Regions from separate parts of the Homo sapiens genome. Here all the other regions are linked to region 2. The links are chromatin contacts, found by Hi-C or POLR2A ChIA-PET in ENCODE. All regions are on one chromosome and are shown on one strand. Each heading gives the region's core, a stretch centred on a gene start or an enhancer-like site at or near the end of the contact. The rest is flanking DNA. Distances are from core to core; before and after follow the strand shown. Region 1 overlaps LOC100129316 (a long non-coding RNA gene). Region 2 has its middle 48 kb from the start of LINC02937. Region 3 has its middle 41 kb from the start of LINC02957.

Region 1 (4,073 bases), core at 1,192-3,691, 140 kb after region 2:
AGCCCTCAGGCAGGGCTCCGGAAGGCCACCTCTGGGATGGTGGGGTCCTACAGGTGGGCAGAGCTGGGTTTACTTTAGCAAGATCATATGTTCAGAGGTAAAGCCCATGGGGGTGAAGACTTGGCAGGTGCATTCCACCAATCTGGCCATGGGAGGAAGGACACCTGTGCTTTTTCTGAGTGGCCACGTGTTTTTGTGGCTCTAGGAGTCAGGGTTACAGCCAGATTAAGAAAAAACAGAACCCCAAATGCTGTGAATTTCAGGCTTCTTTGGCCATTCGGGTAAAAAATAACCTGTGCCAAGTGGATCAAGCTTGATGTGGGTGCGAGGGAAGCAGCATGGTGCTGTCATTTCAATCAGGGCACAAACACTGGAGAGAAAATAAATACTTTAGAAGGCACTTGACCTTTTAATGTGGAGTTCTAAAAATGGAGATTGAACACAGTGATGCTTAACAGAGGCAAAGAGAGCCAGGCTGCTATCAGATTCTTTCTACCCAAGAGTCTGGCTTTCCTCCCTGGCATTAGCAGGGCATCCCTGTTACCCAGGTGAGCACAAGAACAGCTGTTACCTGGATGAACCTAAGAACAGCCCTATTACCTGGGTGAGCACCAGAACAGCCTGTTACTTGGATGAACCTGAGGTTAGTTCTGTTACCAAGGTAAGCTGGGAACAGCCCTATTATACAGGTGAACCTGAGAACAGCCTGTCACCTGGGTGAATCTTAGAACAGCCCTGTTACCTGGGCGAACCCGTGAACAGCCCGTTACCTGGGTGAACCTTAGAACAGCCCTGTTACCTGAGTGAAACTGAGAAACCTGTTACCTGGGTGAACCTGAGAACAGCCTGTTACCTGGGTGAACCCGAGAACCCTGTTACCTGGGCGAACCCGAGAACAGCCTGTTACCTGGGTGAACCCAAGAACCGGGTTACCTGGGTGGCAGCTCTCCTGTTGGCTAGAGGAGCTGAGGCTGGGCGGGGCACCCTCTTGTTGAGTACAGACGGTTTTGTTTCTCCTCCTTGCTTTGCTTCGTTACTATGTTAATCTCTTCCTCTGTATGTTTTAGCAGCAAGTGTATTCTCCTGGTTAGAAAACAAGAATCTCTTGCCCAGCTGGGCCTTGTCCAAACCCTAACATTTTCTTTAAACTTCTTTCAAAGCGCTGGGTTGCAGTCTGTGGTGTGGGACGTCCCTCATCCCAAAGCACTCTCCTGGCCCAGGGGAAGAGAAGATGGGAAGGGCTGCTCTCCTTCTGGTCCTCCTTTCTCCAAAGTCCCTCTCACCCTGCAGGGAGAGCTGGCCATACATGTCCTGCTGGGCTAGACCTCTGATTTTTTTTTTTTTTTTGAGACGGGGTTTCGCTCTTGTTGCCCAGGCCGGAGTACAATCAGGCAATCTCGGCTCACTGCAACCTCTGCCTCCCAAGTTCAAGTGATTCTCTTGCCTCAGCCTCCCAAGCAGCTGGGATTACAGGCATGCGCCACCATGCCCAGCTAATTTTGTATTTTTAGTAGAGACGGGGTTTCTCCCTGTTGGTCAGGCTGGTCTTGAACTCCCGACCTCAGGTGATCCACCCTGCTTGGCCTCCCAAAGTGCTGGGATTACAGGCGTGAGCCACCACGCCCGGCCGACCCCAGTGCTTTTTGGAGTCACGTGGGGCCTGTGCAATCAGAGGGCCTTTTGTGGGGAGTTATCTGTATACAATGGGCTTTCTCTTCAGGCATAATTTTAGCACATTTTAATAGGAAAATTCTGTCTGAAAGTATGCCAACTAAAAAAATCAGATTGTACAGAGTGGATAAAAATACCCTGGCTACTCAGCCAAATGCCAGCCCTCCTAGTCCTTATGGCTCCAGGGAGAGTCCCATTTGCTGGGCGCTGCCTCCTTTCCAGCACCAGGAGAGTGGGGGGGTCAAAGGCCGTTTGTCCTCTGACTGCCTTTTTCTGCAGGCAAACTAAAAGTGACCTGAGTGCTCGGCCAGGGGCATGTGGAAGGGACTGGGAGTAGCCCTTGGCCACCGAGGTCCAGTGGAAGGGAAGGCTGGCCACGCTGCTGCAAGGTGTCCCAGACTCAGCCTGAGTGTCAGGCCCCTCTCCTCCCTCACTCTCTCCCTCCCTCCCTCTGCTTCTCTTCTCTCCTCCCTGCTGCGAGGGACTTTTCCTCGATAAGGATGCTGGGATTTTGAACTTGGGATAGGGAGGTGAGCCGCTCTCTGAGCTCTGTGGAGTTGATCTCTGCATCTGCCTGTGTTCAAGGCTGTTTTCATTGACTGTCTCTGTGGTACCACGAGCCACAGGATGGGATCAGCTCTTTTGTTTTCATTCAGATTTCATGACTAATTTCTGCACTATCGATCACCCCCCACAAGCTGGTGACTCACTCTCTCATCAAGGAGGCCGGACCCCACATCCCTCTGCCTTTTCTGATCTGTTTACGCAGCACTGACAGAGGAGGTGAGAAATCCAATGAGCATTTTTCTTTCTGAGTCAATTGTCTGATGAAGCAAGAAGCTGGGAAGCAAGTGAACATCCTTTTCTCAAAGTCTGGAAAATGACAGGAGCTTGCCGTGCTGCGTTCCCTGGAAGTGCGAGTAGAGCAGGTGTCCTCCTATCTCATGGTAATCTCAGGCCGCTCTTGTCTGCAGAGGCCCAGGGAACTCTGAGCCAAGTGTCATGTGTCTGCAGACGCATCCGCAGCAAGGGACAGCTCAGATGCCAGCAGCTTCCGGTGTGCTCAAGGGTGCCGGCCAGGGCCAGAGGGGAGGCAGCTTCCCAGTGCTGGCCGTGACTTACAATTTATAACTCTGTGAGCAAGCCATGGGGTGGTGCCCCTGTTGGGGTCCCTGCCTCTCTGTCAGGGAGAGTTTGTCACCCTCATTCCCATAAGAGGGCCTCAGGCCTGACCACAAGATGGGTGTGGCAGTGCAGAGAGCATGTTGGCAACTCGGAAATGGGAGAGGTCAGGGTGAAATGTGACCGCAGAGGTGTAGGCCGCCCCTATTTGCAGCTTACCCTTGACTGAGATTTTTTTTTTTCTTGAGATAATGCCTAGCTCTGTTACCCAGGCTGGAGTGCACTGGCACAATCTCAGCTCACTGCAACCTCCGCCTCCCAGGTTCTAGCCATTCCCCTGCCTCAGCCTCCCGTGTAGCTGGGATTAGAGGCACCCACCACCATGCCCGGCTAATTTTTGTATTTTTAGTAGAAAAAGGGTTTTGCCATATTGACCAGGTTGGTCTTGAACTCCTGACATCAAATGATCCTCCCTCCTTGGCCTCTCAAAGTGCCGGGATTATAGGCGTGAGCCACCGCACCCAGCCTTTACTGAGATTTTTAAAGAGAATGCAGGCCGGGTGCGGTGGCTCACACCTGTAATCCTAGCACTTTGGGAGGCCAAGGTGGGCAGATTGCCTGAGCTCAGGAGTTCGAGACCAGCCTGGGCAACATGGTGAAACTCCGTCTCTACTAAAAAAAAAAAAAAAATAATAATAATAATTAGCTGGGCATGATGGCCTGTGCCTGTAGTCCCAGCTACTCCGGGGGCTGAGACAGGAGAACTTCTTGAACCTGGGAGGCGGAGGTTGCAGTGAGCTGAGACGGTGCCACTGCACTCCAGCCTGGCGACAGAGTGAGACTCTGTCTCAAAAATAAATAAATAAATAAATAAATATAGATAGAATGTGTTTGAAGTCCTTGTGATGAATTTAGGACAGTAAGCATGTTGATAGATCTGCCAGGCTACAGTTCAAATACTGTTGAGTTCCATGCAATAAACAGTTGAGCTGGTTCTCTCCAACCCTCCAGAGGAATAAAGCCATTACTTGATGCTGGGTTCTCACTGCCTGTGCCGTGCACCCCTCTGGCAGCGTGGTGAACCTTATGGATGCCTGATCAGAATGATGTTTCTAATATATGAAATAAATAAAATAAATGATATAGTTTGGATGTGTGCCCCCACCCACCCCTCAAATCTCATGTGGAATTTTCATCCCCAGTGTTGGAGGAGGGGCTTGGTGGAAGGTGATTGGATCATTGAGGTGGATTTCCCTCTTGCTGTTCTCATGATCGTGAGT
Region 2 (3,723 bases), core at 207-2,706:
TGGGACCTCCTCCCAGCAAGTGGTGTGGTCGCCGACTGGCCTAGGAAAGGCGATGTTTGCACACAAAGGAGGAAAGAAAATGGGGCAGCCAGGATTGGAGCATGGAAATGGCTTGGGGTCATGGATTAAAGTGGAGACTGTTCTCTGCTTCCCTACCCTCTGCTATTTGCCTCCAATTTCTGTAAGGGAAAGAGGTGAACTTAACAACCCTTTGTCCTAACAAACACCTGCCTTCCTACCCAGGCCAGGTCAAGAAGCTGTAAACGGCCTCCAGGTTGCATGCCTGAGTAGCCACACCTGGGGAGTAGGCACTGGTGGGAGTTGTGTGGGACATTGGGAACTGGAGAATTCGCTGTGGAAAAAAGGAGAACATTCTGATGCCTTTAAGTAATTTGAGATAGCTCTACTTTACATTCATTTTACCAAACCACCCTGCCTTCCTAGTTTGTGTCAGGTCTGAGTCTGGTCATGCCAGAGACAACGTCCCCGGGAGTGCCCCTGCAGCAAGCTTCACTGTGGTACAGCCCAGCTGTGTCCCTAAGGTGTCCTCCTTTCACATTTCCATGTATCAGATAAACACCCATTTTACTGTGGATTTACATCCTCATTGTGGCGACTTCATTGCTATTTGAAGGCATGTAGGCTTCATTTTTTTAATTCTGAAACTTACATTTTTTAACTTAGGAATTTGAACTCAACCTCAATTCTAAAATTCTTATAAGAGGCAAATGTGGACTGGCTGGCTGCTGATGTCTGTCCTGACAAAGGTAGGCGGTGTCTTCACTCATGTTTGGACACTAAGGTGAGCGCTATTTTCTTTATGACCTTTGGTGCTGAGGCTCTGCGGATTTATGATGATTGCTCAGCTGATCATCATACTATAAAGAGGGCTTACTAAAATTCACATTTGGCACTCTCTGTGGTGGTCGTATCGGGTGGCATGCATACTAAACTTGCTGGGCTATTCGTTTTGTGCGTGATAATTTGCACCTAAAATGCTGGTGGTGGTTTTCATAGCCTTTTAAAGGTTGCAGGGCCAGTTTGTCCTATCCATGACATGCTAAATACCACTTTCTCTTGAACTGAGCAGGAAATAATTATGTCGTTAGGGAAAAATATTAAGAGTGTGCTGTGTGAGTCGTTTCTCTTGGATTCATACTCTAGTCTACTGTCACTGATCGAGCACCATTTAATTTCCTAACAAGTTCTGATGAAGTCACTGGAATGTATCTGAAAGTAAAGTCCTGTAGTGACTTAAGGTATTGCAGACTTCATGTATTATGGCAGAGAAAAGTGCCTGTCCAATTCTCTGAATAAATGTTTGCCTTTCTCTTGATTTTCCTTTCAGTATCGGTCTTGCTGCTAAGCAGTCCTGATCCTCCCCCAAGTCAAGCTCACAGGGCTCTGGATAGGGCCGTGCTACCTAGGGAGGGTCCCCTGCATGGGCTGCTCCTCTTTTCTCCAGCACACCGCCTGTTGGTGCACAGAGTTGGAAATGCAGTAGACGTATCCATGTGTTCAGACTAGGTTAGAGAAGGCTCTCAAGGAGGATGAGTGATCAAGCACAGATAGAATTCAGAAGATGAAAGCAAAATAAAGAAAAAATTTTCCGTTATCTCAGAGCATGAGGCCTACTGGTTTTGAAGTAATTTAGTGCTGGTTAATTTCTAACTTGTCTATGAAAGGAAAGGAAAAGAGGTCTCCAAGTTTCTGAAGTTCTGAGGCAAGAGAAAAGTTCTAGTAATGGCCAAAATAAGAGTCAGATTTTCTGAGACTGATTTCTGTAATGTAAAGGATCATTTCACGTTTGCTTTGTTCTTAATAATGATGGATCTGGTTTTCCTGTTAATCATTTTTTTTGTTGTTTTTCTAGCAATCAAAAATTGGCTTGTCACAAAGTGTTACTTTTCTGATAGCACTTTTCTAAGTGTGAATAGGCCAAAGTAGTGGAGTGTCGATTCATGGATCAGCACTTAGAAAAAGTGTGTACCTGCACATGGGTGTGTTGCTGGCCCGCCATCGGCCCTTTTCCTCACTTGACCTGAACTTCTACCTCTGGTGATATGCCCTACATTTGCTCTTATTCGGGCTCCAAGGATCCTGGCACACACATTCAGAAATAGTTAATCATGCCATTATTTGTCTACCGATCTAGTAAAATATTAACTAATACTTACATCAGTACGTATTGAACTTTATCAGAATAGCAATAGAAGTTATTTTCTCATAGTATATTAATAACTATACATGTTTCACAAAAAATAAAACATTTTAAAGTTAGTTGCTAATATTCTGGTAACACAACATAAGAGGTACTTTTCTGCATAAATGAAGCAGGATACAGATTGTGATTTGGGGTATTTTGGGAGGTGGAAGGTGGCTGAATCCTCTGTTCAATTGTATTTGTGTCTCAGGCTCCAAAAATATCACTGTTTCAAATGCTTGCCTTTGGATTTTCACAGTCTTCTTTGGGACCTCCAGAAATTCAGCTACCCCTTAGAGGGTTAGCACCTAATAAGCAACCCAAAATAATTCTCAGGGCAGCATGAGAGATCTGGGGACCTGGTGGGGAAAATAAAGGATGTCAAGGACAGACCAAGACATGCACCCATGTGGCTCAGGAGCAGCCCAGGAGACGCGCCTGTGTGGCAAGACATGAGATGGCCCCTTTTCCGGGAGCTGGCAGTTCCCTCAGGGGCCCCAAAGTGAGCTCCTAGGAACCAACATGTAAGGTCCTTTTTAAAGGCCTAATATAGAAACAGTACTGTGTGGTGTTTTGATTTAAGGAAACATTTTGACAAGATCACTGAAAATACCCTCTAAATAAGATGAGTGAATAAGAGCTGGGTATTATGGTAATACTGAGTAACATTTATGAAGCCATTCATACCTACCAGATGCTTTACAGACACTACATCCCCGAAAGGATAGGCACTTTGGTTATTCTGTGGCACAGAGGAAGAGAAAACCATAGAGGGATCACTTACCCACAGCCCCACGGCATGTACATGCTGGAGTCAGGAATTACACCCAGGGCTACTGGCCCTTTTGTCACTGTTGAGCTTGAAAACAGCCAAACAGCATAACAGAAGGCTGCTGATACGTGTGTTTTCGTCAACCAAGAGGGAGTAGTGTCCTTTGCTCTGATTTGGTCAACAATTTTCTCATTACTTGGAAAGATACCAAAAGTGTGCTTATCAGCAGATCTGATGACACAGGCAAGTAATGTAACAATTAGAGCTAATGCCCACTCAGCGCCTCCTCTATCAGACACTGTGCGTTTTCACACCTAATACCAAAATCTTATGAAATGGGTTTGCTGATTTATAGTTTAAGAAACTGAGGCAGCAGGATTCATGCTGGGCATTCTGTGTTCTGGGTTCCAATGTTTAACGGCTATACCATCAAGGGCACGGAGCCAGTCTTGGTAGATGTGAATGATGCTTGGATCTGTCAAGATGCTAGTAGTGATTGGTGTATGTCCTCACAACTCAGTTCCCCCTAAAACCAGCAACTGGAGTATAAGTGTGAAGACTCATGGTTTGATAGCAATGCTTGTCAAAAAGGGGGCAAGATGGCCTGTAATCCCAGCACTTTGGGAGGCCGAGGTGGGCAGATCACGAGGTCAGGAGATCGAGACCATCCTGGCTAACATGGTGAAACCCCGCCTCTACTAAAAATACAAAAATTAGCCGGGCATGGTGGCGGGCCCCTGTAGTCCCA
Region 3 (3,777 bases), core at 480-2,979, 170 kb after region 2:
GGGGTGTGTGACCCCAGCAGCCTTGTCCCTTCTCTTGGGGGCGGTGGTGCCCTGAGTAGTGGCAGCCTGTCCTTATAGGCACCAGGATGCCAATGGGTGGCCCAGTCTGGAGTCCCTGAAGACAGTGGTGGAGGCACCTTGTAAGTCAGCAAGTAGAAGATGAGGGGCCGGGGTCTGCCCCCTCCTCAGACAGCAAGGCTAGGCATGGGATGAGGTGGAAGTCCTTGGAGTTGGGAGGTGTGGGACTGGTATGGTCTTGCTGAGGACTGGAATGTGTATGTTGTGAATGCATCCATGTGTGTGCTGTGAATGCATGCATGTTTGTGTGTGTCATGATGTATGTATGCATGTGTGTGTGCATGAGTGTGTGTGAGCAATGGCATGAAACACCTGGCCTGCGCTGGGTCCTGCAACACAAGCGAGTAGCCTGTGGCCCCTGCCCCCGCACTGGGAAGGCCCCATCCTTTTATTACCACAGCTTGTCTCCAATTCTTAGGCTCACCGCATCCCTCCAGCATGGCCAGTGGAGCTGAGGTCATCTGCCCAAAGGGGCACAGTGACACCACAAGGCCTACACAGCTCAGAGCTGGGGCCCCCACTGACCAGGAGTGCTGAGACTCTGGCAGACAAAGGTTGGAAGCAAAGGAGGCAGAAAGCCTCTCCGACAAGTGAGGCCATCCGGCTTCAGCAGCAGAGGCAGCCCCTCTCCTCCACCGGTCCGTCTGCTCACACTGTGCATGAGGATTGGACTTGCAGCATCTGTTTTTCAACAAAACATGAAACCAGTCTGAACTTCCCAGGCAGAGACAGGGCTTCACAAGCCTTGCTCCAGCAATGCGTGTCTGTCTCTGTGTGCATCCTTATGTGCACGTACACACATCCTTTCCTTATGTGCTTTCGACATTCCCCTCATAAATAAATCCACTTCAAATGATACTTTCTTCAGTTAAAGATGACTTTTTGTGACCCTAACCCTCAGGAGCCCCTGGGTGCGGGTCTGTTGTCCTAAGTGTATGTGCACAAAGACATGTGTGTGTGTGCACATACCCCAAACACACCACCCATGCACACACACCCACCACTCACAGGCTCACACGTACATACACAGCCACTCACACACCATGCACACAAACACTGCGCATGCACTCACTCACAGGCACACAAGCATACTCACACCCACTCACACACCATGCACACACACCACACATGCACACTCATACGCACTAGCACACATGAACACAGTCACACACCACACATGCATGTGTATGCACATACTTGCACATACCACATATGCATCCACCATACACGTGCACATGAAAACATTCACACATCCTTTCTGTCTTTCATTTGGACACGAATCTGAAAATAGTTCATGATCTTGATGAAGAAACTCTGTCCAGCCTCAGCAGGACTCTGGTTTCTCTTCCACACAACCAGCTTTGCCTTCTGAAGGCGGACCGTGCACTGAGAATCATACCAGGTTGCCTGGTGACTCGAGCCGACCACCTTCAGTGGCGCTTCTGCGGTCAGAAGAGCAGGTCACTTGCAAACGTGCAGCACAGGCGCTGTGCCATTTCTTGTGCCAGTCCTGAGTCCCTGGCTCTGTGGGCAGTTCCTCTCCTTGGAGTTTCCAGGAAGTCCCAGCCTGGGTCAGCCTCGTGGACTTTAACAGCCGTTCTTGTGGAATCCGTCCACCACCCCTTTGTTTTTGAAAGTCCTGGCTGCGAGGCAGGCACGGCACGTGTGAGTCATCCTGCAGCCTTTGAACTTTGGCTCATTTATTTATTAGTCGGCCTCCATTTCCTCTAACTTGCCATTTTGTAAGCAAATTTTCTCTGTTTATTAATGTTTCAGTCCAAAGGTATTGCAATACTGCCTTGAGGTATTGTTTCCAGTTAATTAAAATGCTGTAGTGAGAAGGAGGAAGAATCCTAAGCTCTAATGAGCACTGTTTCAATGCCTGCTGCTGCCTGGAGGAGGTTTACCCCAGTGCTGTAGGCCTTCAATTTCATTTGCTTAAAGCCCAATCATCTTGTAACACAGAACCATACACTTTTCCTTTGCTGAGAGAGGAAGTATTCCTAGAAGCCTATCAGGGGTTATTGAGGGAATGAGAGGAATGACAAGGAAACAAAGCTGTGTGTGCATGTATGTGTGCGTTGGGGCGGGAGGGGGGACAGCAGTGGGGGGTGTTTCCCTGAATCCACTTAAAACAGTCTGTCTGTGACTTTGCTCTCTCAGCTCGCGGGGTCAAGGAAAGGCTGTGATTTGTGCACCCTGCCGCCTGGGAGCTGCAGAGATTCTCTCCGGCTGCCCGGTGTGTGGCCCAGGACCACGCTGGTGTGCAGGCTGCAGCACCCGATGGCCTTGTTTGCTTTACACTCAGTGTTGCCACAGAGCATCCTGGAACCATCAGATAAGGGAGCCATTCTCCGCTGAGCGGAAGCTGGAGCAGAGGACGGAGTTGTGTGGTGTGTCGGATGACTGCCCCCCAGTGTCCTGGTATGAGAGAGGAGTGCAAAGGGGTGTGCAGGATGCAGCCGTTGCAGCGGGAGGGGAGCCCTGGGGCGGAGGGAATTGTGTGAACAGAGGATACAGGAGGGTGGTTTTTTCAGAAGCAAAACGCCCCAGCGGCAGTTCTGGAGCGCTGCCAGGTGTCAGCTGTTTGCATTGCCCTCCGTGGTACAAACGCTGCCGCGTGGCATGTGTTCTCTGGGCGCCTGGGTACCCCAATGGTGGTCGTGGGGTCCACGCTGCATCTTGGTGCCGTGTTCTACCTCGCGGGAGCTGTGTCTGGAAGGACAAATGTCTGACCTTTGCTGGCTCCCGGGGCCGCCCGCTGGCCCACATCGCACATGTGTATAAACCTCTCAAAGGCCTCTTCCCAGGAGACTTCCCCTCTGCTGGACACAGCCAGGTATCGGGGGCTGTGAGCCGAACCTGGTGAGCCGAGCACTACGGCTGTGTAAAAATACAGTTGCTTCCACGGAAGCCCTGCAGTACCCTCTCCACGGACTCTTCACCCATGCTAACTGGTGGTGGATGTGATCCTCAAACAATTTAAACGTGGTTTGAATTTTGCCTCACTCTTATTCAGAAGGCCGTGCTGGCATTTCTGGAAATGGTGTGAGTGAGATGGGCGAGGGGGCTGGCCTGCACTCTCATGAGCGGGCGGCTGAGCATGGTGCTCTGAAGGGCATCTTCCTGAGCCTGGGTGGCTAGGGGTGATGGGGCAGGAGGAGGAGGGCTTGATATTGTGGCTGGTGGTCCCTGTAGTCTCACAGGTGCCTTCAGTGGAAGGGAATGTTGGCCCACGTGGCTGAGGCATGGTGAATCGGGGAGCGGTGGCTGGTCTGCTGGACAAGCAGGTGCTGCCAGGCTGTGACGGCATCAAGAAGTCCAGGGTTTATTTGCTCCTGTGGGACCTGAGGCATCCAAAGCTGCCCTGAACTGCCCACCTCCTGCATTGCTCTAACAACTCGCGCCCAGCCCCCAGGAGGGGAGGGCAGAAGGCAGCCCTGCTCTGAAACAGGGGTTTCAGGGGATAGTGAGGATAGTGGGGGCAACAGTATCAGGAGACTATCCTGAGGAATTAGTTTCTGAGTAAAAAGAAAAATAGAATATGTATTCTTTCTCTCCCGTCCACACCTGTCTTTGCTCAGGACAGAAAACAGGTAGAACCTGTCATTTTGGAGCCTGTACCTCACCGTAAACAAATACATTAGCATTACGGTTTTATGCCTCGTCTCTTGTGATGGGCAGGGGGACCTGGGCCCA

The links. Hi-C counts contacts between places; a loop is a spot of excess contacts on that map. ChIA-PET counts read pairs that join two places held with the same protein, here RNA polymerase II (POLR2A). Pooled maps may share reads with other maps.
Region 1: a loop to region 2 is called in a pooled map, with 12 times the contacts of the local background. The contact joins two enhancer-like sites. A Hi-C loop is called at or near these places in 8 of 50 pooled maps. POLR2A ChIA-PET finds 5 or more read pairs at or near these places in 5 of 52 experiments (HepG2, MCF 10A, activated CD4-positive, alpha-beta T cell and 1 more).
Region 3: a loop to region 2 is called in a pooled map, with 5 times the contacts of the local background. The contact joins two enhancer-like sites. A Hi-C loop is called at or near these places in 2 of 37 single-sample maps with no recorded cell type and 14 of 50 pooled maps. POLR2A ChIA-PET finds 5 or more read pairs at or near these places in 5 of 52 experiments (HepG2, activated CD4-positive, alpha-beta T cell, activated CD4-positive, alpha-beta memory T cell and 1 more).

The regions. Positions count from the first base shown.
Region 1 is chr9:91,070,114-91,074,186 of GRCh38, reverse strand. It overlaps LOC100129316 (a long non-coding RNA gene), which reads left to right. Exons shown (of 4, transcript NR_033912.1): 1 at 1-661. Among named protein-coding and RNA genes, the nearest start is that of LINC00484, 47 kb to the left of the region's middle. RefSeq lists an enhancer at 2,385-3,290. Within about 2 kb of position 2,441, at least 6 of the 41 ENCODE cell types and tissues checked have a DNase peak (open chromatin) inside an H3K27ac peak, as active enhancers do.
Region 2 is chr9:91,209,889-91,213,611 of GRCh38, reverse strand. No RefSeq gene overlaps it. Among named protein-coding and RNA genes, the nearest start is that of LINC02937, 48 kb to the right of the region's middle. Within about 2 kb of position 1,456, at least 6 of the 41 ENCODE cell types and tissues checked have a DNase peak (open chromatin) inside an H3K27ac peak, as active enhancers do.
Region 3 is chr9:91,036,048-91,039,824 of GRCh38, reverse strand. No RefSeq gene overlaps it. Among named protein-coding and RNA genes, the nearest start is that of LINC02957, 41 kb to the right of the region's middle. Within about 2 kb of position 1,729, at least 22 of the 41 ENCODE cell types and tissues checked have a DNase peak (open chromatin) inside an H3K27ac peak, as active enhancers do.